4 separate regions of the Mus musculus genome follow, and regions 1, 2 and 3 are each linked to region 4. A link is a loop called in an ENCODE intact Hi-C map of the cell type or tissue named here. Cell type or tissue: left cerebral cortex. All regions are shown on one strand. Links, peaks and the distances in the headings refer to the core of each region. The heading gives the core; the rest is flanking DNA. Region 1 has its middle 16 kb from the start of Gm22331. Region 2 has its middle 200 kb from the start of Dsel. Region 3 overlaps Gm32810 (predicted gene, 32810). Region 4 holds the start of Dsel (dermatan sulfate epimerase-like).

Region 1 (5,865 bases), core at 367-5,366, 590 kb before region 4:
GCCATAGCCACATTTTTCTCTCCTGCTGTTTGTCTATTTTCCTTTTTGTTTGTTTGTTTGGTTGGGTTTTGTATTTTGTTTTTTAAGACAGGGTTTCTCTGTATAGCCCTGGCTGTCCTGGAACTCACTTTGTAGACCAGGCTGGCCTCGAACTCAAAAATCTGCCTGCCTCTGCCTCCCGACTGCTGGGATTAAAGGCATGCGCCACCACACTCGGCTGTCTATTACTTTTAAACAACAGGTGAATCAATCACTTTAAATTTTTTGGTTGGGTTGTTGGTTGATTTTGTTTTGTTTTCAGGAGGTGTGGTGGCCTAGTGCCTATGCAAACCCAGGCACAAAAGTAAGTAAAGATCGCTGAAATAGAAATCTGGGGTTGATTCTAGCTTGGCCATAGAAACACTCACACACACACACACACACACACACACACACACACACACTTGGACACACACTCACATAGTATTGATGATCTACCCACCCATACAACAGGCAAAACACTCAGAGACATAGAAATTCTTCTTTATTCACTAGAGAAAAAAAAAAAGCCAGAATCGCACAGCCAATCAGAGTCACCTGCAGCCAGATACTACAGAATGTTCTCATTTACATAGAAAGAATTGACTGATGGGAAATGATAAGCAAAGTTGCTCACTACAACTATAAGAAGACTCTTCACTCTTCCTGGGTGAGCATAGTGATGCAGAACACTGACTTCAATACCTAGAATAAGAAAGTAGATGGATGCCTGAAGGCTCAAGGTCAGCTTGGTCCACACAGCAAGTCCATGACATTCACATCTGGCAGGTTACACTGAGAGGTCCTGCTTTTATCTTTAAAGATTTATTTTTTATTTATGTGAGTGCACTGTAGATATCTTCAGACATACCAGAAGGGGGCATCAGATCCCGGTACAGGTGACTGTGAGCCACCATGTGGTTGCTGGAAATTTCAGGACCTCTGAAAGAGCAGTCATTGCTCCTAACCACTGAGCCAACTCTCCAACTCCCAAAAGATCCTATCTTAAAAACAAACAAACAAACAAACAAAAAACAAAATAAGGAAGAGAAAGAACACTTCTTTCCAAAGGCTATATACTGACTAAAAATCTTTATAAATTCCTTACACCTGTTATTCTTTCTAGGATTGAATGACAATGGTACACACATAACTTAGTTGAAGTTATTTCATAAGTGACACTAGTCACATACATATATTGAAGTGATAGACTATAATAAATATAAGGACACTGTGGGACCCTGGATATCTATGCAGGATAACAGTAGATGTAGCTGTACTTTCTGAATAAAATACATGTAGCTTTCCAAACCTACTTATTTTTATTTTTTTAAGATTTATTATGTATATGAAAGACCCACAATGTGAGGACTCCCCCACATTCTGACTCAAGAGAGGCGACATACCAAATCACTCATGAGAAAGGTCTTGATGCAAATTGAAAGAGGACTTTTATTTCAAGAGCATTCTCTGGCCCACAGTCATACACCATGCAGGGGTAGAAGACCATGGCACCCCAAATAGCTGAGAGAGGGGGTATTTAAAGGAAAAAAAAAACACAACCCAAGGGGGTGGGAAGGGCGTTGTTGGAAAATACCAAAAATACCATTAAGAGTCACGAGGAAGTGGAAAGATAATACCTGGTAATTGTGTGGGTTATTTCTCAAGATAGTTTCTTTGAGCCTCTAACAATAGCACATTTGCATAGCGGGTTCCAGCAATGGTCAGGGTGGGTCAGGGTGACTTTCTTTGAATGAACACTCCCTGAACCCAGGAAGCAGATGGGTGTCACTATCTGTTTTATGATTAGCATGCCTTGGGGCATTGAGTCACAAAGGTCACATTCTCAAGCCTGGGCCTAAGGCCTAGAATTTTTTATTTTTTATATTTCCCTTTTATATATACAGCATTCTGCCTGCATACATGCCTGCAGGCCAGAAGAGGGTGCCAGATCACACCACAGATGATTGTGAGAAACCATGTGTTTGCTGGGAATTGAACTCTGGAACAGCTGCCAGGACTCTTAATGCAGAGCCATTACTTCTGTTCTAATCTGCCTTGTGTCTCCACCTTATTTTCTCATGAATGTTCTCTTGGCATGATAAAGTTTGATCTTACACTATGTACTCAGAAGGGACACACATCTGCAATGACATGTTCATTTTGGGTGTCAGTTACTGAAAACTGTATATGATAATCGAAGCTTTGTTTCTGTTTGTATTTAGTCAGGAACTGTGTATGTAAACTAGGAAGTTCTACTCCCTGATATCTACCTGTTTCTGCTTTCCTGTTTCAGCTCTTGTACTAACAGTTGACCACCACCCTGACAGGTATTTTCTTCTTCAGGTCCTACAACCACAAACAATTGCCTACCTGGGCATTTTATAAAATATGCTATTAGCTTAGATGATTCATAACATGTGACATGACTTATACATTAAGAACTTTTAGCTGGATATTTTGAGGCTTTATTCCATTGGACTAGAGAGCAGGCACTGGCCTGAATTGTCTAATAGTGTTCAGTGCCCTGGGTTGCCTAGCATTTTCATGAGTCTGAAAGTCCTTTGGATTTAAAACTGAGGCTGTGTTTATTTTGAGAGAGGAGTGCTTAAGATGAGGGTGATTCGGGTCTCCTCCAGCTCTTGGACTTGAAGTCAGATGTACTGACTTCTTACTTCCACAAGGTGGCACTCCATACTTGGTTTCTATATCCTCATTGCTTCATCACTAGCTTTGGTCAGAAGAAGTCGCAACAACACCACTCTGCTGTTTCCCTATTTTTTGTGCATGACTACTGAACCCTCCTAAGTGGAAATCACACTTATAGACAGCATACTGCTGTGGTCAGAATGGAGAAATGTGATATTTTAAGTTCTGTCACAAGTAGGAAATAAAAGTTGACATTGGGCCATATTCTATCACACAATACAATTGGAGGCTTTTGTTGATACTTATTAATATAGAAGTATAAGAATAAAAAAGGTGCTGGGCGTTGGTGGCACACACCTTTAATCCTAGCACTTGGGAGGCAGAGGCAGGAGGATTTCTGAGTTCGAGGCCAGGCTGGTCTACAAAGTGAGTTCCAGAACAACCAGGACTATACAGAGAAATCCTGTCTCGAAAAAACCAATAAATAAATAAATAAAGACACAGATAACCCATTTTTATCTGCAGATATTATAATAATATTTATGAAAACCTCAAGGATATCAATGAAAAACTTACATATATGAAAATTACACAGAGAGAGAGAGAGACTTGTGCAATAGCAGCAAGGCACTCAGCAGGTAAAACAACTTGCTGGACTAGTATGATAGTGTGATTACCTGAGTTCAATCCCTGGGACCCATGGTATAAACTAAGAATTGAAAATTGTGGCACATATGTGCACAAGCACACACATATACACTGACAAAGAAAACTTTGAAAATTAATAAGTATTTACAATTAGAGGCACAAGCAATAGGAGTTGAGATGAGGTACCCCAAACATTCCCTTGCCTTGAAAAACCCCAGATCACAGATTGACTTAAGCTAATGTATCCTATTAAAGTGTGGCACACTTAAGAAAAAAAAAATAATGTGCATGTATGCATGCCATAAACCACAACAAATATAAGGTTAAAAATATCAAATTGCTTAGGAGAGAGAGAGAGAGAGAGAGAGAGAGAGAGAGAGAGAAAAGAAAGAAACTAACTAAAAAAAATATGAAGGGAAATAGAAACCATCTAAGTTAAGGCATGGAATGAAAGAAAACAGGCTGGGGGTCCCAGACTTGAAGGAGGAAAACACTTTAGACCTTTTGCTCTAATGAAGTTGACTGAGTTTGTGCCTGTGGATCCTCCATGGGTACTTTTGCCCTGCTGGCTCAGCTTGGTCACTGTTGCTCATTCTCTTGTATCCGGGCAAGGCAGACAGTGGGAGAGGCAGGTCTCCAGTGAACTGGCTAACCTGCTGTGTATCAGAGCCAGGGTGCTTTGTTGAAGCTTGATCAGGAGTTCCTGAGTCTGCACAGCCACTGCCACACTACTTCCACTATGCCCCTGCTTTTCTCACCTGTGAAATCCCCTGCTGAGTAGTATTTGGTGTTTGCTACTGTACTGAACTGCTGCCAAAGAAGATCAAGCTCCCTCCCAAACAACTAATGCTGAACAGGTCCTCTTCCCCCATATCTTAGTAACATTTATCTTCCACTATCTCTTCTGGGTGGTGGGCTAGAGGAGATGTTGAATGCTTATTAAAAGTAGGTTGCAAAAAAAAAAAAATACCCACACCCTCCTGTAGTGGAAATAAGGAAAAGGCAAGCACGCGCTCTTGTACAAAATACTTTATCAGAGGTTTGTGTTCCTCAGGCTTCCTCAAAGGAGCTCTGAAGGCAGCTTTAGGGAGAATTTAATAATCCCATATGGGGTAAAGGGAGAGAGGCATTTGCCTCAAATGAAAGCCATTTTATGGGATTTTAAATATCTTTCTTGAAGAAAGAGAAACTTTCTCCTCGGACTCTGAAGCATCATGAAATGAAAATAACAAATGAAGCTTAAAATTGATATGTTTTGGCATCTTCTGATCCTTCTGTGCCTATTATCTTTACTTTTTTTGTTTTTGTTTTTGTTTTTCTGTATGTTTCGGGGCAGGCTGACATGTTTTAAGGGGGAGATTGTTTGGATAAAAACCAATAAGACTGACAATAAGGGTTCTCTTTGCTTCCTTGATTATTTGTATTGTATCGTTTGTTTGTTTCTTTGTTTGTTTGTATTTTATTGATTTCAACACTCAATTTGAATATTTCTTATTCTCTACTCTGTGTGTAACTTCTTTTGGTTCCAGTCTTCAGGTGTGTTGTTACGTTATTAGTATAAAATCTTGCTTTTAGGCTTTTACTGCTATAAACTTTGCTCTGGGAACTGTTTCGTTGTGTCCCATAAGCTTGGACATATGTATTCATTTTCTTTGGATCCTAGAAAGTCATTGACTTCTTTCTAAATTTATGTCTTGACTAATTTTTTCATTCAGTAGAAAGTTGTTCAATTTCTGTGAGTTTGGAAGTTTTTGTCTGTATCCTGCTTTAATCTAAAGTGGTCTGATGGGATTCAGGGAATTATTTCAACTTTCTTGTATGCGGTAAGACTTGCTTTGTTTGCAATGTGATCAATTTTAGACAAAGTTTCATGAGGTGCAGAAAAGGAAGTATAATCTTTTGTGGTTGGGTGGAATGTTCTGTAAATATTTTTTAGGTATGTTTGGTTTATAAACTCATTTAACTACAGCATTTCTCTGTAGTGAGAATATTGGAATTTGGAATTCTTTTTTTAAAAAAACACAGAAATATTATAAAAGTGTGTTTTCATTTTAATTCCGGGTGTCCAGGGATATGGAGCTGCTTCAGATTGTCCACAGCAATTGAATATGGTTTGACTCTTACTATAAGCAGGGATGAGATTTTGCCAACTGCAGGAAACTTCTTCAGTTGTGTGATATTTGGAAAACTTGCAACTTCTTAGAGGCCATTATTTGAAGCTTCTTACTTCATGGTGGCTTCTTTTCTATTTACCTTATTCTATCTACCTCTTTCATGGTCTCCTTCCATCCCCAGGCTGGGAGCACCGGGAAATGCCTATTTCAATTCTGTCCAGCTTTTGACTGTAGGCACTTTTATTTACAATCCAGAAATAACTTAGGGGCAAGGTCACATGATGTCATTTGGGTCTACATTCATGCTCTCTCATCTCTGGAACAACCAGGTCTTGGGGACCTCACTTAGTATTACAATTGAAGCAAGCAAAAGAAGGTCATTTTCCTGGTCCTTTAGGTTGGGGTGGATGGCTCTGGCTATTTTATGAATTATAGA
Region 2 (5,865 bases), core at 244-5,243, 200 kb after region 4:
TCATGGTGTCTGTTCATAACAGTAAAACCCTAACTAAATACACATATGCATACCTGTTTTGTGTGTTTGTGAACCTTTGTGTGTGAAACAGGTTTCTGTATTTTCCATGTGCTAGAGTAAATATGTTTAATGTGCTCATTTTTTGGATGCCTTGATAAATACTTAAAAATCAGAGATTTAGTATAGGATGTATTGTATTCTAAAGTTCTGAAAGTTTAACGTCTGCCTGGAGATTGTGGAAACACTGGTGTTTTCAGAGAGGAAAAACATCCTGGGCTTCTCTTCTTCTGTTTAGGGGTCTGCCCAAAACCTCATCAATCCTTCTCTGCAGACCTACGCCTCCATTCCTCTGTTCATACATGTTATGCTCATTGACTACATCAAACACACATACTCTTCCTATTTTACAGCAGCTAGTTTGGAACTTTACATACTGATTACTGAGAGTTAGTATAAGAAGGGATTGTGGTATATAGATACCAGAATCTAGAAACCTACAGGTTATGGAGTTTATTATTTTGCATAAGAAATGTCATAAATGTATTGGCTTAGACCAGCTAATAATAATTTTCTCACAGTTTGGAAACTACAAGCACAAAATCTTAGAGCTTGCAAAACCTTGATCATTTTAAAACATGCACTGGGACTGTATCCCTTCTTCCCAGCTGTTTAGGCAGTCTGGTCTTGATGTCCTTAGACATCTTTCCAACTCTTTGATAAAAATGACCTTCCTTCTATGTTTCCTGATGTCATCTTACCTCTGGATGTGTCTGTTTCCATGACCACATTTCTCATTTTATAAGAAAATGAGTTATGGAGAAATGAGTCTCACTATCAATCTTTGAACTTGATTATTCTATTAAAGTTATTGTTTTCAAACAAGATCATAGTTACTAGAGTTTAAGACTTCAAAATGTCTTTTTTAGATTTACACAGTTCAAGTCCAAAATGCCTAATGTATATATTGGGCTTGAACTCTAATTTGCTTGAGTTGCAAAGGGGGAACTTTGGCTGCAACAAAATTACTTTCTTAATAACTACTGCATGGTGCTACTGACTCAAATCGTCTCTCATTTTCAAGAGAAAATAGTCAGCTTATTCCTGAGTCAAACATAAGAGACGATTGCCTATGAATGCTTGAGACAAGTTGACCTAGCATTTTTTTTTCAAATACTATAACAAATATGCAAGTATTTATGTATGTTCAATAATAAACATTCCCATGATTTTCAGTATTTCTCAAAATTAAAATCACATAAAACAATCATTAAGAAGAAGGCTTTAAATGTTTCTACAATGGTAAAATTATTATTATTATTTTGACTTTTGAAACAGGATCTCATTCAGCTCAGATTGGCCCTTGGGCTCCTGATATAACTGCAGAGGACTTAACTTTGCCATGTAACTACTGGAAGCACAGGCGTGTGCCCCCATATCCTGTTTGTGAATTGGTGGTCCTAAGACCTTAGATTTCTAGTATTGTAGGTAAGCAAGTCCTTTTCCAACTGAGATCCAGTCTGAGTTTATATGGATCCTTTATTCCCTAAAATTTGTTTAGATGATTTATTAGTTTTCATGTCTGCGGTGGTTTTGTTCTATGTATTAATGCAGTATACCCACCTTTCCAGATGTGTTCTTGAACATCCCAGACCTCAAAAGATATTAAATATTATCTATAATGAGATTGATGTGTTGTAATAATATAAATAAATAAACAAAATTTATAAATTGTTTTGTAAATTAATGTCAATTGTACAGTCATAGAGAAACTTGACACTATCATAAAACTATATTAATATGCATGCCTGAACAGGAAGTAGCTTCAGGAAAATTGCATGTAAAAAATGCATGAGTTCTGATGGGGTTTGTCTTCATTGTTAAGTCTAGATAGGAAAAGAAACTTCAGCGAATTCAGCATTGAAAGGAGTTGATAAGCTACATATTATTATTTCTTTATTCTTAGTCTCTCCTCCTTTTCTCTTTATTTCAGAATGTTTTTTTTTTCCATTTTTTGTTTATTTTGGTTTTTTGGTTTTTGGTTTTTCGCTACAGGGTTTCTCTGTATAACCCTGGCTGTCCTGGAACTCACTCTGTAGACCAGACTGGCTTCAAACTCAGAAATCCGCCTGCCTCTGCCTCCCAAGTGCTGGGATTAAAGGCGTGGGCCACCACACCCAGCTTCAGAATGTTTTTTAATCATTTATTTATTTATTTATTTATTTATTCATTTATTTATTTATTTTCACTCCATATTTTATTTCCCTCACCCTGGTTCACCCTCTGACTATTCCACATCCCATACCTCTTTCCCATCCCCCTGTCTCCACAAGGAAGTCCCCACCTACCCCCCCCCCCCAAACAGACCTTTAAACTCCCTGGAGCCTCCATTCTCTTGAGGGTTGGGTGCATCTTCTCTGACTGAACCCAGACCAGGTATATGTATGTATCTGCTGTATATGTGTTGAGGACCTCATATCAGCTGGTGTATGCTGCCTGGTTGGTAGACCAGTGATTGAGAGCGTTTTTTATAATGTAAAACAGTTTAAAAAGTAGATCCTTCTAAGTTTGAATTCTAGAGTTAGGTTTGTTCTCACCACTTAGCTGAGGAGGTGGGTTTTGTTTCTTTGTTCTCTTTTACTTTCTAATAAGAGAAAAAGAGAGAGAGAGAGAATTAAAGGGAAAATATAGAAATGTGTTTTGAAATCCTAAATACATATTTAAAACAAACATTTATAGAAGCATAATTATATCAATTTTTCTTTTCTAGATTCATTATCGAAAAAATTCAATGTAGTGATAGATTTAAAATAACGGAAATTTCAACCTTTGAATTATGTTTATTATCTGTTTATTTGCTAAAGATGAGAGGAATTAAATAGAAATTAGACAAATGTAAAACTTACTGTAAGGGCTACATTTAGATTCCTTCTTGTCGCTAATAATTAGCTTTTTTCTTTTGTGTTTTCTTTCCTTTTCTTTCTCTTCTTTTCTTTCTTATGTGGGGTGAAATGAATTCTGTGGATATGTTGGGGCTTTCCTGCAGATGGCTGATTACTACTGAAATGCTGCTATCTAGTGGACATAGTCAGAATTGCAGTCCATTCCTGACTAATGTGAAAACTTCAAAATCATTTATTAATTTTCTGCAGGAAAAAGATGCAAGGATCTCCCTTACACCACTTGGTACATGCAACGTATTCTTAAGTACAATCACTATGTAATGTACCAATGGTCCATGGTCCTAATGCATAACTCTGTACACACTCAGGAGCTCTTCATTTCTACATTCCAAACTGGACTCCTTTCTCTTGTAATTATTATCACTCTGTCTTATAGATCAACATTTTTTATTATAAATGTGCAGAGTAATACCTGAACATTTATTAAATCAAAACTATTATTTTTTATTTGCCTGAATTATTTTATTTATCTAGGATCACCCATATTATCACACAGACAAGACTTCATTTATTACCTGATATCTTCCCAATGTATAATGTATCACATATTCTCTCACACAGCATCTTGACTGTTGTGAGTGTGTAATAAATAAGTGGTCATCAAACGCCAAATATATCTCCAAATATTAATTTTATTTATTTTGGGTCATATAATTAGCAGTGTGATTACTGTCCTATAGTTTGGTAGATCGCTTTTTAATTACCAAATGATTCCTATAATGACTGTACTCATGTTCTTAGTGATGGTGCATTCCTAAATGGACTATGTATTCTTAAGGCCATGCATTCAAGTTGCTTTTTAAGTATGCACTCATGAATAATTCCACTCATATAAACCTTGGGTTGTTTAGAGAATAAATACCACATCCTCTGCTGAGAGCAAAAGACACTGACTTTTACATTGTCTTTTATGATTTTGTTTGAAACTGATTATCATATCAATGTTTTTGCGCTGTTGTCTTTGAGAGAATTCAAGTAATTTGCTCTTGTAGTGTGTATCCCAGAGTTTTGATGCTTCCTTTTATTGCTAACACTTCTGCAGGTTACAGGCATAGCCCAAATTTCAACTTGATCCAATGTTTTCCCTAGATTAGGGCAGTTTGAAGGGGGTTGTTAAAGGGGCATTAGAGGTTTAGGAACTTATTCTCACTGTAACAAGCCAGACAGCTTGATTTACATGATCTGTGATGGTTCATAGTTAATGCCTTAGTGATACAATAAAATGCCAAGTTCACAAAAAAGGCTACTTACCTTCTTTTGTTGGGTAACAGCTGTACCAGTCCCTCTGCCCCTCTGTGAGTTAACTGTAAAATGCAGGATATGAAGAAATCAATATCTTCCATTAAAATAAAGAATAATTAATTCAGTCCAACTGAGAAAAAATAGCTGAAATATTATATGGTGATTGAAATCCTGTAGCAAGGACTAAGCAGAACAAAGAGCTTCCATATTGTCAGGATACTTAGGGAAGATAGTAGCTGTCAGCTGAGGTTTGGAACAAGAGAAAAAGAAACACAGTTGTTACATACTCAATTAAAACACATGTAAAAATCCTAGTACAGAAAGCACTGGTGAAAACTGGAAGATGTCCTCCACTGATGAGAATGCACAGAAGACAATTGGAGTAAACAGGGCAGTTAGTGAGTCAGCCACAAACGGGACGCATCTGTAGACATTGATATCACAATCTCACACATTAATGCCAGATTATCAACTTGTAAGATTTGCCAATGATGATGAAGTAATTATTTTTTGTTGTCATGAGCTACCTTAAAAAATAAATCAAAGGCAGTAGGCATGGTTAGAGTTCTTTTTCATATCTGGTCATTAAAGGGGGGAAAATAAACGCATATTTATTTTCCATCTAATTTACAGGGAAATTCAATCTCTTTGCCCAAGTAAATTCTTGATATTTTTAACCAGTTTTTAAAATAAAGTAAGAAAACCTGAAACATTAAAATTTAAAAAATTCTGAATAATATCATTGATAAAATATAAGTTCAATTATTGTGCAAACCAGGATGATTATTGTACTGGCTAGTTTTGTGTCAACTTGACACAGCTGGAGTTATCACAGAGAAAGGAGCTTCAGTTGAGGAAATGCCTCCATGAGATCCAACTGTAAGGCATTTTCTCAATTAGTGATCAAGAGGGAAAGGCCGCTTGTGGGTGGGACCATCTCAGGGCTGGTAGTCTTGGTTCTATAAGAAAGCAGGCTAGGCAAGCCAGTAAAGAACATTCCTCCGTGGCCTCTGCATCAGTTCCTACTTCCTGACCTGCTTGAGTTCCAGTCCTGACTTCCTTGGTGATGAACAGCAGTATGGAAGTGTAAGCCGAATAAACCCTTTCCTCCCCAACTTGCTTCTTGGCCATGATGTTTGTGCAGGAATAGAAACCCTGACTAAGGCAATTATTTTCTTCATGTTTCTAAGCTCATTTCTGGGAAATCGTAGCTTATCCTATTACTAAATCTCAAGAAATATTTGGAATAAGATAAAATTACACCAGCATTTTTTGAAACAATAGCAGGACCCATAATTAATTAATTAATTATTATTTTTCATTTTATAATTAGGTATATTCTTCATTTACATTTCCAATGCTATCCCAAAAGTCCCCCATACCCTCCCTCCCAACTCCCCTACCACCCACTCCCACTTCTTGGCCCTGGCGTTCCCCTGTACTGAGCCATATAAAGTTTGCAAGACCAATGGTCCTCTCTTTCCACAGATGGCCGACTAGGACATCTTCTGATACATATGCAGCTAGAGACATGAGCTCCAGGGGGTACTAATTAGTTCATATTGTTGTTCCATCTATAGGGTTGCAGACCCCTTTAGCTCCTTGGGTACTTTCTCTACCTCCTCCATTGGAGGCCCTGTGATCCATCCAATAGCTGACTGTG
Region 3 (5,865 bases), core at 631-5,630, 520 kb before region 4:
CTGACCATCCAGTGGGCTGTTACCATTCATCCAGGAAAAAGGGACACAAACCCTCAGCTAGTGTTTCTGCCCCCCCCAAGCACCTATTCCTTTTGTTTCCTCCAAATGATTTTATTGTAGATAAATATTTTATAGGCTCTACAACCACTTGAAAACTTTTGAGTTTGCAATTACAGTTGTTTTGTCCTTTTATTCTAGGGTCCTGTGTGAATGTGCAAAAAGAGAGTGAACTTTCATGCAATGTTCAGTGGATACAGAGTGGTACTAACTTGAGTGGGCATAGTACTTTCTCATTTAAGTTGGCTACCATAATTGTTAAAGATTCTCCTTCCATGAGAAAGTGAACACATAGATGTTCATACACACACATGCATGTGCACACACAGACAGAAATACACACAGAGACACAGAGACAAACATATATACATTCCCACAGGGAAGCAGCCACACCCACAAAACACCACACAGGTACCCACATATACAATTTGCTCAACATGGGTACACAGATGCTCACCCATACCTGGATATATGCATGTATGTGCATGCATGTGCACTTATATACACAGACAATATTGTACAAACAAAGACCTATCTATACACATGGCTAGGCATGCACTCACATGTGTATACACACACATACACATGCACACACACACGTATATTCATATGTATATAAACACCCATATCGATACACCCACACGAAAACATAAGAACACCACAAATACAAGCACAAAACACAGACAGACAGACAGACAGACAGACAGACAGACACACACACACACACACACACACACTCACACTCACACTCACACTCACATCCACATACAGACATCCATTACCTAGAAAGGCCAGAGAGAATTCTGGCATGTTGCAGTAATTTTTCTGCTGCAGGAGGAGGTGTTGGGCCACTGAACTGTCTACGACTACGAGGTTCTTAGACTCATCCATATTTTGCTGCCCTAGCTTGCACATTATTTTCCCTTCCAGGATTTTTTTTTATCCTGACACTCTCTGATCCTAATGGTAAGTTACAATCTCTGCACAGCAAAACTGGACCACACAAGAAGAAGCCTTCAAGAAGGACTCCTAAAAAAGCCTCTAGCTAACTCCCAGTTGACCCAGCATAGTCTCCTCACAAAACCTTCCCTAGGAACTTTTAAACAGATAGCATTGTATAAGATATGAAAGCGACACCCAGGTCAGTCAGTAGACTATTGAAGTTACCTCTAGAGCTTGTCTGAAGTGCAGTACTGTAAAATATGAGGGGGAATCTTCACTCTTTTTATATTTGGCAAGGGCTCTCCTCCTTGCAAGATGCCTCCCACTTGTGAACTCAACCCCTGAACAGCAAATGACTCACTGGCCCCTGACCTCCTTCATTAAAACTTGTATGTTACTCTATAATATCTATATAGCACCTTATGGACCATAATGACATGTAGGTGATATGGGACCGACCGATCTCATCAATGGACTGAAGCTTCTAGTATAGCAGGAGGGTTTGCTTGCTAATCATCCAGTTTCTTTCAAAAAACTAACTTCAAAGAAAGACTTGTTAATGATGACAAGAATGAAGAGTTGGATGGGAATTTAGGTTGGTGGCTGGATTTGTGTGTGTGTGTGTGTGTGTGTGTGTGTTTACATAGGTGGAAAGCCTGCTTCCACTCTCTCAGCTTACTTGATACTTCTTTGCTGAGAGGTCACAGATCTTCTCATGGGACTCCTCACAGTCTCCTCACCTCCTCATAGGACTCTTGCAGCATATCTGCTCCTCTTGTAGGTTTCTGTTCTCTCATCTCAATGCATTCACATTGCCTTCTGCTTTCTTTCCATAGATGGCTGTGGAGGGTGCTGAATCACCAACAAAGAATTGTGAGCCTCAGCCAGCTTCCATCTGCCACCTGTACTTCCATGTACTACTGCCAACCTTGAAAAGTTCATGGTTCCCAGACAGCATCAGACTAGAGCCAACAGTAGCCATGCGCCAGCATCTCCAAGAAGCAGGCCAAGTCCAGAGAAAAGCCAACTTCTAAAAGATTCATCCTACTACTGAAAATTCTGATACCAAAAGGACAATAGCAAAAGGATTTCTGGACCTCCAAGTACTAGACGTGGCTCCCACCTTGGCTTAACTGTCCATGGCAGTGCCATAACATCAGCAGGCAGAGTGCAAACATCACCTGAAGGAGGAAAGATTGCCCACATTCAGAATCACATTCCTTCCATGGGTCCCATAGCAACCAGTTCTGTAAAGTCCCTGCCAGAGCCCCAGAGTCCCTGGGATGCCTAACATCCCCTCAGCGTATAAAACGTTTTTCCATTTAAAGGCTCCTGAGACTGCAGGACAATCCTAGAAGGGGCTCACAGTTTTTCACACTTAGAAAAATTAAGTCTAAGAGGCAGAACTCCCAAGTCCACAAGGCATGCTGCTTGCTAAGAGGCATACAGACTAGAACCTCACTATGGTCCAAAGACAAAGAAGACAGAATTGGTACCTCCCATGTGCCTGAGTCCTGGATGAGTCAGGTGATCACCCAACAGGAGTTGGTCTACTAAATCAGTCTTATCTTTAAGTACAATATGCACTAAGAGAATATGATAAGGAAAGGCAAGGGTTTTTTTGCAGCACATAGCTTTATTAAGGACCTACATTAGCTTTCTGCTATTCCTTACAATGACTTTAATAAGAAGCTATCCCATGGTCAGCCTAGGACAAATGTTCTCCAGATCTCTGGACTTTTTCCTTCCAAGGCCTGTCCTTTGGACCTGAGGCCTGATAGTAGGGGTAGTGGGTAATGCCAGGTGTTATATGTATTTCTAAAAGAGGATGATAGTTGCCTTTGCAATACACAAAATACATAGAAAGTACGCCAAAACTTCAGAAGTGGGTGACAGATTCCCATGCAGTGACTTATCCATCCAAATGAGGTCTATAGCTTCCCAGGCAGTACTGGCAGTGGGCAAAAGAGGGACATTGATCTCTTGCTATACAGAAAGCATGTAGAAGAGGTCTATATAGTCACATGTCTCACCCAAGGACTCCAGAAAATGCCAATATATGCCAATATAGTCTCCAAGACATCTAAAAGAGGTGATAGATCTCAAACCACACAGAAGACATGGATACATCCCCATGCAGTATCCAAAGCACCCAGAAGAGGGAGAAAAAGCCACATGCAGTGTGTAAAGCATCAAAGAAAAAGAGAGTCTATTGCATTACCAAGAGAAACTAGAAGAGGGCGACAGAGCATAATGCTGTACTCAAATCATCCAGAACAGGACAATACCTTACCACGTAGTACATTCCAGTAGTATCTTTAGGTACATAATCACAAGTGACCTTGTATGGTTGAGTGGTATAGGGACAGGAGAGACCATGCTGAGTTCCAAATAGTGATCTACTGGTGCCCCTAAAAGCAGGACAGCTCTCCTCAAGCTGGGATCCCATTCCCAACCACTGTGGCTAGACACATGTTTCAGGCCATACTGCATTCCTACTGGATCTGGAATTGCTTAACTTAGCCCAGCCATGCTGTGCTTGGAGTACAATTTCAGCTAATAGCTGATGTGATGCAAGTAGGTCCTAGAGTCCCTAGGGCTTAGCATCACCAGGCTGTGATTTCCTGTGTCCAAGACACAGGATGTACCTGAATGTCTGAGACCTTGGTGTATGTTCATGGGGAGTTTCTTCCCCTGGTTTTTGCAATCAGACATCCAAGGAATTTAATGGAATCTGCTAAGGATGCAGTTCAGCAAAAACATACAAACAAGGACTGTTCACAGAGGACCAATTGTATGTGTGCATGTGCATGTGTGTGGGTACTGAAGTCTATAGTGGGGCCTGTTTTGAGGTGATGCCCGCGCCATGAGCAGGGAGCCCCACTTTAAGCAGCAGTGCTTTTATTCCATGTTGCACATTGAAATTCCATGCCAGTTTATATTGCCATCCTGAAATTGAGTCTCCTTCCTTGAAGTATTTACTCTGAGCATATGCATGGCAATAAGAACCCATGACTGCGAATCTGTGTTCTGAAGATATAAATAAGGTGGTAACAGGTTTCAGGTGGGCCAGGACCTGTGGCACAGACTTCCTGGGAACTTTTTAGAGGGGTAGTCTTTCCTTTCAGGCCCATGAGGGAGTTCTTGAAGCCCTGGATCCCTTACCAGGGAAATCTTCTGTGCTGTGCTGGGGTCAGAATACTAAGTTTAATAAGCACCAGAAGGTCCGAGTATATAGGAGGCAGAATGTGGCAGCCACTGCATGGGGGTAGTCCAGGATATAGCCTGAATCCACTTGATCCTTGAGGCCTGTTTCATGGAGTAACTTCAGTGACTAGAAGAATGGGTTAGATTTATTTCCTGTACTCAAAGCAGGAAGAAAACGATGAAAGTCCTCCCATGCAATATGAAAAGCATCCAGAAGAGGGTGCTAGATCCTCAGTACCCAAAGTATCCACAAGATGGAATAAGGCAGATTCCCATGCAGTATCAAAAGCATCCAGAGAGCATCTTAAGCTCAATGTTCAGCGTGTGATGTAGCCCTAGGAACAAAGAGGAGGAGTCTGCCTCTTGAAACCCTCTTCTGAGAGTCAGAGTGAAATTAAGGAGCTCCTAGCACAGCAGCTGTAGCCTTGACAATTCCTGCCACTCTGCCAAACAACCTGCTTCCCAGAAGTTCCAAGCGCCTGAATCCCGTTGCTGGAAGATGCAGCTCAAGCTCCCTATTTCATTTCCTGGACTCACTGTGAATTCCCCAGGACCATTAATTTTAGAGTTCTTTTAAACTAAGACCAAAGGCCATCTTGTTTCTACCCCTTACTGGTCTCTGTATGTTCACTGTCCTCTCTTCCAAGAAGCCTGCTCAGTTTTGCAAACATGTCTATAGGTGAACCGTAAAGGTACTGAATGAATGCTCCAAGAGCAGTTGGAGTCAACTCAACATTAATAACATCACAGACAATGCCAGGGAACTCCAGGTTATAATACAACATGTTAGGAAGGGACTGTTGATGTCACACAGGATAGCTCTTTGCCTTCTTGCTAAGTACCTCACCCAAGTTTACCTGAAGTCAAGGTGCCTTTTCCAGAGAGTGGGATAGAATACCTTTTGGTACTCAAAATACTTAGAAGGTGGCTATTGATCCCCTTCCAATGCCAAACATCTCCAAAGAGATCCTTTGGATCCCCATGTAAATCCACATGTAATACGCAGACTCCAGAATAAGATTATAGATGCTATGCAATACACAAAGCATCCAGAAGTGCGTGAAAGATCCCCTTGCAGTACCAAAATCATCCAGAAGAGGTTAATACATCTCAAGCCAATTTCTCTGCTGTGAGGACTGACCTGGACAGAAAGTAAGGTGTCTCCACCAAAGACCAAAGTATGGTGAAGATGACCAGGTGTTCTCATAGATTTCATGTCAGAATTTCAACATTGCCAGTTGATGCAGGAGAAAAACTGGGACATGGATTTGGTACATGACCTGAACCTTATTCTACAGAAAAAATTTAGCAACACGTGTCAAAAAATGACTAATAGCTGTAGGAGAATAGTGTTACACTCTAAGCATAACATCAGTGGACTATATTCAAATTTGGAAAAGGAAAAGGCAATGAAGAGGGGATTATATAGGATTGTAGAGATGGAAATTTGACATCTATTATGAGACATTTTCCAGAGATGCCTCATGTAGCTGAGATCTGGGAGTGTACACTAGACTGAGCAGTGTATCATATCTAGGTTTGTCAGAGATTGGAGAGGTATTTTACATAAATATTTTAACATATCTATGTCCAGGCCCTACTGGATGACATATACATTGTAATCCTTTGTGTCTGGCTTCTTTTATTTAGCATTGTTTT
Region 4 (5,742 bases), core at 743-5,742:
TTTAAGTAGAGTACGTGACAGTTGGTTGAAAGATACACAAATAAAGAAAATGGATTTTCATAAGTATTTCCTTATCACAGCATAAAATCTCATGCAGATTTAAGATCCTTTTATATAGAAAGGAATCCACAGAGCAAAAATATATACTGTTCTTTATTTTCATTAAAATAAGATACTGTTCTAGCATTCTGAATTGAACAGCTGTTGGTATATGTGTCTCTTGCCACACTCATAAAGGCTTTTAAATACAATAAAATAGACTAAAGCTCATCTCTTCTATGGTTGAATGCATTATTTATAATTAACTAACTTTATAGCATCTTCATGTGTGGAAGGAATAATTGGAGTTATCCATTTTTAATTCACAGGAAACAAGACTCTTAATTTTTAATAGTGCCATTTACCTATCATCTTTTATGCCAGTGATTTGGATCATTCATCTGTTTTATTTCAAAACACTCATATGTAAGAACATTGAGAAGATTCCTGTTCAAAATGAGTTATCCAGATACCTCATCCTACCATGAGGAGGACTTATTTGCATCCCCACAGCTTATTTTCAGGTATGTATATTGGTGAGAAATAAAAAGACCTCAGTCCCTCTCCTGAGGATTCTGTTAACAGTCAAGTAAAAATGGTCATACTAATAACAATAAATTAGAAAGTACAATAATTGGATGAAATTTATAAAACTTTTCTGACACCTGTTCTTCTTGCGCTAATTATTCCTGACACTGGTGTTCCTCACATTACTGGGCACCATGCAAACACAAGATGAATTTATCTTCTCCACATATTTTCTTTTAAGAAACAGTCTATGTTTCTACCACCTGTTTTATGAACACTGATTTCTTGGGTCTTCTCTGTATAAAATGGAGCCTAATCTCAGTGAGGTCAGGATTCCTTACTCACCCAGAAGAGAAATGGTGTCCTGAGTGTTCTCCAATCTGGGGCCAGGGAGAAAAACACTTCAGATGTTTATGAGAAGTTTGCAAAGAAAACATTTTCTTTCCAATGACTTTTAAGTAAAGGTGATTAAGTTCCCTAAAGCCAAACTGTCAAAAGATCAACTAGTTTCAAACCCAGCCACAGCTCATGCAAAGGTACTTACTATCCACAGGCAGATAGATTTCATGTTGAGTTAAGTAGTGAACCAGGTGAGACAGTAATCCATAGAAAACCTTAGAGACTCATGCAGAGAAAAACATCCTTTTGTTGAAACTGTTTTGGGAAAGTGATGAGGAATTTAATGATACGAATGGAGACTAAGATAAGAAAATTCCATTCAGAGAAAACTGCAGTTGCTACTTGGGAAGGGTTTTGGCGGTAGGATGACTGGACAGACACTGGGAGGAAGGTATAGAATATTTCAATTATTGAGGGGCCAAAGGAAAACTTACTTTAGCTATTAGACCGGGACACAGTTCCAACCAGGGCAAATATAAGAGTAGTTTGTCTATAATTACATGCTCTCAAGTTAACTTTATCAGTTATCTTTTCTTATTATTCTTGTCATTCAAACAACTGCTTTTCCCACCTAAGAATACAGCTGTGCATTTTAGCAAATAATAGGGGTTAGAAGAAAACTGAAGTTTAACTAATCCACATCTAGGGATGAAGTTTAAACCAGTGAACCATGACAGCTCCTTGTATTACTACCTCCAAGTTATTGAGCAGACTATAGGTTGGCCTATGTCCAAGTGTAACCTAAGACTGTGGAAAGTGCTCTGAGTGAGTACAATGTGAACAAAATCTCAGTCTATTCTGCGACTGAATTTCCAAGCTTCAAATTTCACATGCCTATGTGGTGCAGGTTTGAAAGTAAACACAGTAAACAGTTTTCTACTGATTGCTTGTCCCATATTTGCTTCAATCTAGCAGAAACTTTCAATCCGTAGAGATGACTAGTACATTTGGCTATTGAAGTTGTTCCTACTATATTAATCTGGATATTTTGGGTTTGTTTGTCTATGATAGCAATGTCAGCAAGTGTGCCTCAGAATTTCAAAGAAGTGCTTATAGAGTCCTTTTTCAGCTCTTAAGGGTAACTGAATATTCTCCTGCCACAGTCATTACTCATCCCATCCCCCAAGAGTTTCTCTCATCATTTGTAATCACAACTCCTTGTCACGTTTAGATGTTTAACATATGTTTTCTCTCAATATCCAAAAAGTTAGAACACCAGCCTAGACAGATGCAAAGACAAAGGGACTTCCAAACTTCCCTGAAATCCAACTGGGTTGTCTTAGTAGCAGTTGCCAAGCTGACTGAAACACTGCTGCATAGAGTTAAAGCCTGGCCCCGCCCACTGGCAGTGCGCGGGCGGCTCAGGCCTTTCCCTGGCCTCAGCCTTTCTGCGGGGCGCCCCGCCCAGGCCCGCCGGCCGCTAGGCGGGCGTTTTGCTCCTAAGACCCCGCCTCTGGACACGCCTCCCTGGATCAGACCCCGCCCCGCCCTCCAGTACGTGTCGCCTTTTTTCCGCCCTCCGTGGGCTAGGCGGCTCCAGCTAGCTCGGCGGAGCGCCGGTCTAGGCAGCATCAGGCCTTAGGTCACCGTCGCTGCGCTGAAGACAGCGCCTGGAGATCACCCGCCGCCCGCGGGTGGCCTCCCGCCAAGAGAGCCGCGCCGGCCAGCGCCTGGCGTTCCTCCAGGGCGGGTGTGTCTGAGTCTCCATCCCCGAGATCCGGCCCTGAGGAGACTCCGCACCCAGAGGAGCAGCGGAGACTGTGGCGCTGAGGAAAGCACGCGCTCTAGGGAAGCCCCCCACCCCGCCACCCCCCAAGAGTCGGGGCGCTGAGGAGACGACGCCCGAGCTGAGGAGACCCAGCCCGGCCGCTGCCTGTGCAGTCCCTGGCAGCACACGGGCGGAGGCGTGCGGAGCTCTTGGCTTCCGTAGGCCCGCCTCCAAAAAATCCTCAATTGCTTGAACTGGCAGCCTTCGCCTGTGTTGGGGCCCAGCTCCGCTTGAAGATCCTGTTGCAGGCGGCCTGAGGTAAGCCGACTTGGCCATTTAGAGGTCTCTCTAGTCCCCACGTTGCAGCCACAGGTCAGACAGTGGGGACTGGAGCAGAAGGACGATGCGTTCTGAAGAAAGGAATTAAAATATGCAACAGGCGGGTCAAGTCAGGAACTACTAGAAGTGTTTGTTTCCTACAGAGGAGGAGACTTGTCTAAGATCGAAACTTGGTGAGTTTCTTCCAAATCCAAGATGGGCAAAGGATAGGCCTGCTCCTTAAACCTGGGTGTGAACGCCCTCTGGCGGCTCGTGGGGAGGATGTTGACGACAGCCACAGGTGAGCATCTGAGTCAACAGTGCCTTTTTTCTGCCTTCCAACTGCCATTTGTGATTTGTCCAAAAAAAAAGTGACTTGTCTTGTGAAGCTACTTTTTCATTCCTTAAAAGCTAAACTTTGGGCCATAATTTAAAAGGGTCATTTTGACTTTTACCTTTATAACCAAAGTAGCAAGAATATTGTATTCATCTTTATGGTGATTACTTGTGGATAGAAACATGTTTAAATAGCTAAAACAAAACACTGAAATATAACTTGTGTTGTTTCTTCTCTGCCAATATTAACTAGAATCTAAATATGTTTGCAAATATAAGGAAAAAACATTAGAAAAAAGTTAGACTGGAAATATGTTACTTTGATTCTCACATTTCTGTCAAATGACAAAACTACATAAATCATCCCTTTATCTCCACTTTCAGTCTTAGAAATTTGCTTTGTTTTGTTTTTCTCCCAGAGAGGAGTGACACGAAAATGAACAAAAAACAGACTTCAGTGTTGTGAAAGTGGAATTTTCTTACCCACTTGGTGGATGTGGGCATGATTGGAAGAAGAGCATCTAGACATTGAAGAAATTACATTCTTTTACAGGTACAGATAAACTTGATAAAAGGATATTTGGAAACGCTTTAAAAAGACGTTTGAAATGAAGGCAGAAATTTCAGTGTCCCTTATCAACCATGTAGGACTTTGAACATTTGTTCAGAATATTTTCCTCCCCAAAATGGAAGAAAAAACAATTGAGAAATCATTATGCTTCAGACTCTGAGAAAAAAATAATGAAGTCTGCACACTCTGAGAATGACAGTACTTTATCATCTTCTTTTGGGGAACATACAGAAACATACCATTTATGTGTGGTAAGTTAATCACTACAGATGGTTTCTTGTGCTACGTGGTCAAATGGCTTCATTTGAATTTTGGAATTTTAAAAAATTTTTTCTTTTTCACATGTTAATTAGATTTACACACAGGGAGTAAATGTTGGATTTGTTGTATTTTCTGACTAGACCACTGTTTTCTGTGCATTGGAGACATTGGAGGCATTAATATTCCTTGAAATTTTATTTTATTGGAAGCAAACCTGTGCCAGGGACACAGACATGCTATATAATTTCCTAACTTTTCTTGCTTTGAATAAGCTGAATGTCACCTGGATTTCACAGCCTATGAGGTATAGTCTGTTTTTTGTTTTTGTTTTTTTGCTACATCTTTAATATATAATTTACAATAACCAGATAGGAAACACTGTGCTTAACACATATGCCTAAGGAAAAGATCTTCCCCATGGATCATGGCGTTTATGTTTACAGAACATTTACTATTTTTAACATTGATGATGTGTAGTTTTTCTACTTGTGAAGAATCTGTGAGCAATTATTCTGAATGGGCAGTTTTCACAGACGATATACAATGGCTTAAGTCACAGAAAATACAAGATTTCAAACTCAACCGAAGACTTCATCCAAATTTATATTTTGATGCTGGAGATATACAAACATTGAAACAAAAGTCTCGTACAAGCCATTTGCATATTTTTAGAGCTATCAAAAGTGCAGTGACAATTATGCTGTCCAATCCATCATACTACCTACCTCCACCCAAGCATGCTGAGTTTGCTGCCAAGTGGAATGAAATTTATGGTAATAATCTTCCTCCTTTAGCATTGTATTGTTTATTATGCCCAGAAGACAAGGTTGCCTTTGAATTTGTTATGGAATACATGGATCGGATGGTTAGCTACAAAGACTGGCTAGTTGAGAATGCACCAGGGGATGAGGTTCCAGTTGGCCATTCTTTAACAGGTTTTGCCACTGCCTTTGACTTTTTATATAATCTATTAGGTAATCAGCGTAAACAAAAATACCTAGAAAAAATTTGGATTGTTACTGAGGAAATGTATGAATATTCCAAGATTCGATCATGGGGCAAACAACTTCTTCATAACCATCAAGCTACAAATATGATAGCTTTACTCATAGGGGCCTTGGTTACTGGAGTAGATAAAGGATCTAAAGCAAACATATGGAAACAAGTTGTTGTTGATGTGATGGAAAAGACTATGTTTCTCTTGAAGCATATTGTAGATGGCTCATTGGATGAAGGTGTGGCCTATGGAAGCTATACCTCAAAATCAGTTACACAGTATGTTTTTTTGGCACAACGCCATTTTAACATCAACAACTTTGATAATAACTGGCTAAAAATGCATTTTTGGTTTTATTATGCTACACTTTTGCCAGGCTATCAAAGAACTGTAGGCATAGCAGATTCCAATTATAATTGGTTTTATGGTCCAGAGAGCCAGCTAGTTTTCTTGGATAAGTTCATTTTACAGAATGGAGCTGGAAATTGGTTAGCTCAGCAAATTAGAAAGCATCGACCTAAGGATGGACCAATGGTTCCTTCCACTGCTCAGCGGTGGAGTACTCTTCATACTGAATACATCTGG

What was found. A loop is a pair of places that touch in the nucleus more often than their neighbours do. Peaks named below come from ENCODE experiments on the same cell type or tissue, not always from the same donor. Only the 100,000 strongest peaks of a DNase experiment are listed, where the experiment ranks them.
Region 1: it touches region 4 in a loop (2.2-fold over the local background); 5 of 42 quality-filtered maps call a loop at or near these places.
Region 2: it touches region 4 in a loop (10-fold over the local background); 4 of 42 quality-filtered maps call a loop at or near these places.
Region 3: a loop joins it to region 4, with 15 times the contacts of the local background. A loop is called at or near these places in 24 of 42 quality-filtered maps.

The regions. Positions count from the first base shown.
Region 1 is chr1:112,448,690-112,454,554 of GRCm38, reverse strand. No RefSeq gene overlaps it. Among named protein-coding and RNA genes, the nearest start is that of Gm22331, 16 kb to the left of the region's middle. In left cerebral cortex, for the core only: CTCF peaks have their summits at 910 (motif pointing right), 1,954 (motif pointing right) and 2,699 (motif pointing right); DNase peaks (open chromatin) are centred at 2,054 and 2,746.
Region 2 is chr1:111,657,674-111,663,538 of GRCm38, reverse strand. No RefSeq gene overlaps it. Among named protein-coding and RNA genes, the nearest start is that of Dsel, 200 kb to the left of the region's middle. In left cerebral cortex, for the core only: a CTCF peak has its summit at 3,091 (motif pointing left); a DNase peak (open chromatin) is centred at 3,079.
Region 3 is chr1:112,377,452-112,383,316 of GRCm38, reverse strand. Gm32810 (predicted gene, 32810) reads left to right here. Exons shown (of 5, transcript NR_157044.1): 5 at 1,836-5,865. Among named protein-coding and RNA genes, the nearest start is that of Gm32810, 37 kb to the left of the region's middle. In left cerebral cortex, for the core only: CTCF peaks have their summits at 3,184 (motif pointing right), 4,440 (motif pointing right) and 5,288; DNase peaks (open chromatin) are centred at 1,966, 3,191 and 4,435.
Region 4 is chr1:111,861,646-111,867,387 of GRCm38, reverse strand. Dsel (dermatan sulfate epimerase-like) reads left to right here and starts at 2,470. Exons shown (of 2, transcript NM_001081316.1): 1 at 2,470-3,293; 2 at 3,748-5,742. The coding sequence starts at 4,585. In left cerebral cortex, for the core only: CTCF peaks have their summits at 2,364 and 3,259 (motif pointing left); DNase peaks (open chromatin) are centred at 2,432, 2,944 and 3,229; H3K4me3 peaks cover 2,561 bases; H3K27ac peaks cover 795 bases.